2 separate regions of the Homo sapiens genome follow, and region 2 is linked to region 1. A link is a loop called in an ENCODE intact Hi-C map of the cell type or tissue named here. Cell type or tissue: heart right ventricle. All regions are shown on one strand.

What was found. A loop is a pair of places that touch in the nucleus more often than their neighbours do. Peaks named below come from ENCODE experiments on the same cell type or tissue, not always from the same donor. Only the 100,000 strongest peaks of a DNase experiment are listed, where the experiment ranks them.
Region 2: a loop joins it to region 1, with 2.0 times the contacts of the local background. A loop is called at or near these places in 34 of 110 quality-filtered maps.

Annotation. Positions count from the first base shown.
Region 1 is chr7:158,694,740-158,697,239 of GRCh38, reverse strand. All of the region lies in intron 2 of NCAPG2 (non-SMC condensin II complex subunit G2), which reads left to right. Among named protein-coding and RNA genes, the nearest start is that of NCAPG2, 8.8 kb to the left of the region's middle. In heart right ventricle, a CTCF peak has its summit at 985 (motif pointing left); a DNase peak (open chromatin) is centred at 949; H3K4me3 peaks cover 284 bases; H3K27ac peaks cover 898 bases.
Region 2 is chr7:158,863,050-158,865,549 of GRCh38, reverse strand. The region is part of intron 1 of DYNC2I1 (dynein 2 intermediate chain 1); the gene reads right to left. Among named protein-coding and RNA genes, the nearest start is that of DYNC2I1, 7.7 kb to the right of the region's middle. In heart right ventricle, no CTCF peak of the experiment used is centred here; a DNase peak (open chromatin) is centred at 1,509; H3K4me3 peaks cover 1,942 bases; H3K27ac peaks cover 2,500 bases.

The DNA of each region.
Region 1 (2,500 bases):
ATCATCAGTATCACTGTCTTCCACCTTAACATCTTGTCCCAGTGGAAGGTCTTCAGGGGCAATAACAGACATGCAGCTGTCATCTCATCTCCTATGATAACATTGCCTTCAGGAATTTCTCTTGAAGCACCTGCCTAAGGCTAGTTTACAATTAACTTAAAAAAATGTAGAAGGAATATACTCTAAAACAATGATAAAAAGTAGGTTTGTTTACACCAACATTACCACAAATGTGATTAATCTGTTACACTATGATGTTTTGACAGCCATGACATCACTAGGTGATAGGAATTTTTCAGCTCCATTATAATCTTATGGGACCACTCTCATATATGTGGTTTGTCATTGACTGAAATATCACTATGCATTGCCTGACTATATTTGATCAGAGATCCAAATGGGCCATGCAGAGATTTGGGAAAAGAAGATTCTAGACAAAAGGAATGGGAAAGGCCGAGCCCCTGAGGCAGGGCACATTTGGGAAGCTAAGGGTGTGGACTTAGGAGGAGGAGGGTGGCAGGGTTAGGGTGGAGAAGTAATTTCTTTCCTGTTGAAATAACTGCTAAGTTAAAAGAAAAGTTGCAAGAGGAATTCAAAGGAATCCTGAATACCCTACGTCCAGGTTTGCCAGTTTTTACCACTTGCCACATTTTCTTTATCATCCTTTGTATTTACATTTTTTTGAATCACTTGAGTCAGTTGTAGGCATTGTGCCTCTTTATCTCTAAACATTTCAGTTCGTATTTTTCTAAAAGATATTCTGTTATATAATCACATTAAAATCCTCAAAATCAGGAAATTTAACATTGTGGATAATCCTGTTAAATAACCCTCTGCAGCCTATGTCCTCTCCTCTTGAATCTGGATTGGGCTTGTGCCTGCTTTGACGGACGGAATATTGAGGAAGTGGCCTTCAGAAAGTTTGGCAGCTTCTACTTCCTCTCGGAGCCCGTGGTTGTCATGTAAGAAGTGCAGGATCACCCTCTGCTGGAGAGAGAGACCACACACAAAGGCTGGAGGATGAGACTGCAGAGGGAGACCTCATTAGTGGGCACCAAAGTGCCAGACATCCAACACCCAGCTGCCACCTTAAGCACAGGCATGTGTCCCCAAGAGTGAGCATCTGATTCATGAGATACAGTAAAATTGTTGCTTTATGCTACCAAGTTTTTTGCTACGCAACAAGACTTCCCCTGCTTCATACACATTGTGCCAGTCACAAGAGGATACCTCCCTCTGGGCATATAGACTACAAAAAGGCACCTTGCTGGGGCACAGGTGGCCAGGGCACTCACACAGGGAGGAGAGGCCCTGCAGGATGTCCACCCCACCGGCCCCTCATCCTGGTGCGCTCTGTACAGCACAGGGCTGCACAGCTTCTGCATCCGGGGGCTGGAGGTGGTTGTGGAAGGATGCCCACAGGCAGCTCGCTAGTCTGCACGTGTTCTTTCTAACTGCTGGGCTTTTGTGTTGCCCTGCCTTTGCCCAGTGTCCTATGGCCCTAGAGGCCTGGGCCGTCACTGCTAATGTCGTGGCAATGCCAGGCAATGACCACCCCAAGGCCATGCTGGGGAGAGGTAGAACATTTTGATATTTGAACAGCTTTTGTCCCCCATCCTTTCCTTGCCCTTCCAGCCAGCTCTTCAGTGCCCTAGGCAACAGCCACTCATTTCTCACATCCCCAGCTCCAAACAGCCTTCAGTGAAGCTGGGTGTGTGTCTCATTTTGTTGCTATAGTTTGTTACTGGAACCTCTCTCACTCTCATTTCTTCAGGGTTGATTTTTCAGGAAGGAGTTAGCAGCCCATCCTAGTTTGTCACATAGGTGGATGGGCAGCTATTTCTTTTCCTTCAGGCTATATCCTTCAGCATACACCTCTAATAGATTTTAACAATCTGTAGGTTGTTATTCTTGCCCCTAGACTGTGAACTTACTCAGGGCAGGGTGGGTCCTGATTCGTTTCTGTGCCCTAACCATCAGTCAACTAGTATTTCCTGATGTAAGCGTCATGAATCAGCCCAGTCATTTCTCTGGTCACCTTCAGTCACCAGAGTTTGCCCTGAATAGAACCTCTTGATCTTTGAACACAGTAGCTGTGGTCCATCACCCAGATGAATGACCCCAGCACCAAAACTGTCCATTGATATACTGGAAAATTACCATTAATGGACTTAAGCGGGCCATTAACTTATTTTTTCTGCATAATTGAGGCGTAAAGAATTATTCAATTGTTCATGATTGAATGTCGGGTCTATAGGTAGATCAAGATACTGTCTAAGGTCAAACATTTGAGAGCTGGTCTGTGTTTGCATGTGATTGACAGGCAAAGGCTTAAGGAAAATGGAGAGGAGAATTGAAGGGGAGGAGGGTCAAGGAAACGAGGAAAGAGAGTAGATAGAAGTGAACAAGCGGAGGTGGAAAAAGCTAGATGAAAAATGAAGGAGCGCTAAGAAGAGGAGAAAACAAACACCAGGGCAGGAGAGGAGCTAGGAGAGCAGGA
Region 2 (2,500 bases), 170 kb before region 1:
TGCAAGCACCTGTCCTGGGCCAGCATCCTTCATGCACATGGCAAGCAAACAGGAGATGAGCGGCTGCCCAGCACCAGCTCCCCAGGGCCTCTGTCCCTCGATTTATGCTCGATTTACATCAACTAAATCATCTAGAACCTTTTCATAACAAAATTCTATTGAGAACTGTACAGTAAGAACCCTGAACAATGTTTACATCCCTTTGATTTGCCTCCCGAATAAAACAGATGAAACTGATTTAACTCCCCTTCCCCTCAATGCAGGGCTTCAAGGGAATTCTTTTCCCCACTCTCATCTCATCCTGAAATCCAAGGAGAAGTAAACCTGGGCTGAAATCACTTCCAAGGTGGTATCACCTCCAAGGTGCACCATCAGAGGTGGTGAAGCCAAAACCTCACTTCAGGGAGGACACTCACAGCCCAGATGGAAAGCAAACCCCACCCCTGTGCCATCTTGTCCGACCCCCACTACGAGTGGGTGTGAGGGCTTCCGCGCTCTGTAAGCCAAACAGCAGAAGCCCCTGGACCTGACGCTCATTGTTCCTGCCACATAACCTCCGACAGCTGGGCAGACTCCAGCGAGAAGGTGCCACTGGCATCTGCAGCCACCTGTGGGCAGTGGGCTTCTCCCCTTGCTTTCTAACCCAGCCTCCTCTTTTAGAAAACACTCATCAGAGGTTAAAGTTAAATACTGATTTGAACTAGTTAATTGAACATTAAGAAATGTTTAAAAGAAGTTATTTTGAGCCAGGCATGGTGGCTCACACCTGTAATCCTAACACTTTGCTAGGCTGAGGTAGGAAGATTACTTGAGCCCAGGAGTTCAAGACCAGCCAGGGCAACACAGCAAGACCCCATCTCCATCAAAAAAAAAAATCAGCCAAGCATGGTGATTCAACCGCAGTCCCAGCTACTCAGGAGGCTAAGACAGGAGGCTCACTTGAGCCCAGGAGGTCGAGGCTGCAGTGAGCTGTGATAACTGCCACTGCACTCCAGCCCAGGCAACACAGCGAAACCCCATCTCTATTAAAAAATAAACAGAGGAAAGCGTCACCAGATACTACTATTTCTGCTTATAACATGTTTCTAAATCCACTCTTCCTTCCAGGGACACTGCCATAAATCCATTCTGGACCTTCAGGATGACCACTAGCTCTGTGCAAAGCAGCAAAGGCACTCTCCAGCCTGAGTCCCCACATGACAGAGACACCGCGGCCCAACCCTGTGACATTCATCTACATGGACCCAGTGGTATAGCGCTGACGTCCACATCGTCATCCTGTTCCCTGCATGACACTGAGAAAGAAAAGAAACTAATCTGAGGAATGTGAGCTCCTTTAAATGTTTAGGCCCAGAGCCACTGAAATGTGACAGTGGTCACGTCTCATTCCCCGCCACACCCAGAGCTAAGAACGTCTGCTCCCCCCCCCACACCCGGAGCTAAGGACGTCCCTCTCCCCCCACACCACACACACACACCGGGAGCTAAGGACTTCCCGCTCCCCACCCCGCCACACCCAGAGCTAAGGACGTCCCGCTCTCCCCCACATCCGCAGCTAAGGACGTCCTGCTCCCCGCAACACCAGGAGCTAAGGACGTCCCGCTCCCCACCCCCACACACGGAGCTAAGGACGTCCCGCTCCCCACCCCCACACACGGAGCTAAGGACGTCCCGCTCCCCCCTCCAACACCCTCCAACACCCGGAGCTAAGGACGTCCGGCTCCCCACCAAACACCCAGAGCTAAGGACGTCCCGCTCCCCCCCGCCCCCACACCGGGAGCTAAGGACGTCCCCCTTCCCCCCACACACCCGGAGCTAAGGACGTCCCGCTCACCGCCCCCCCCACACACACCAGGAGCTAAGGACGTCCCGCTCTCCCCACACCCCCCCCCAGCTAAGGACGTCCCGCTCACCGCCCCCCCCAAACACACCCGGAGCTAAGGACGTCCGGCTCACCGCCCCCCTCACACACACCTGGAGCTAAGGAAGTCCCGCTCCTCCCACACCCAGAGCTAAGTAAGCAGCCTGCTTTATGACCTCTTGACTCAGCATCACCACCAACAGCCATATTATTATTATTTAAAGAGTCTCATTCTGTCACCCAGGCTAGAGTTCAGTGGTGCCCAGAGGTGAAGCCTCCTGGGCTTCTGGGTGGGTGGGGACTTGGAGAACTTTTCTGTCCAGCTAAAGGACTGTAAACACACCAATCAGGACTCTGTCTTGCTGAAGGTTTGTAAACGCACCAATCAGCACTCTGTAAAAACGGACCAATCAGCGCTCTGCGTCTAGCTAAAGGTTTGTAAACGCACCAATCGGCACTCTGTAAAAATGCACTAATCAGCACTCTGTGTCTAGCTAAAGGTTTGTAAACGCACCACGATGTGGGCAGGGCCAAATAAGGGAATAAAAGCTGGCCCCCCTCCCCCCACCCCCAGCCAGCAGTGGCAACCTGCTTGGGTCCCCTTCCACACTGTGGAAGCTTTGTGCTTTGTTCTTCACA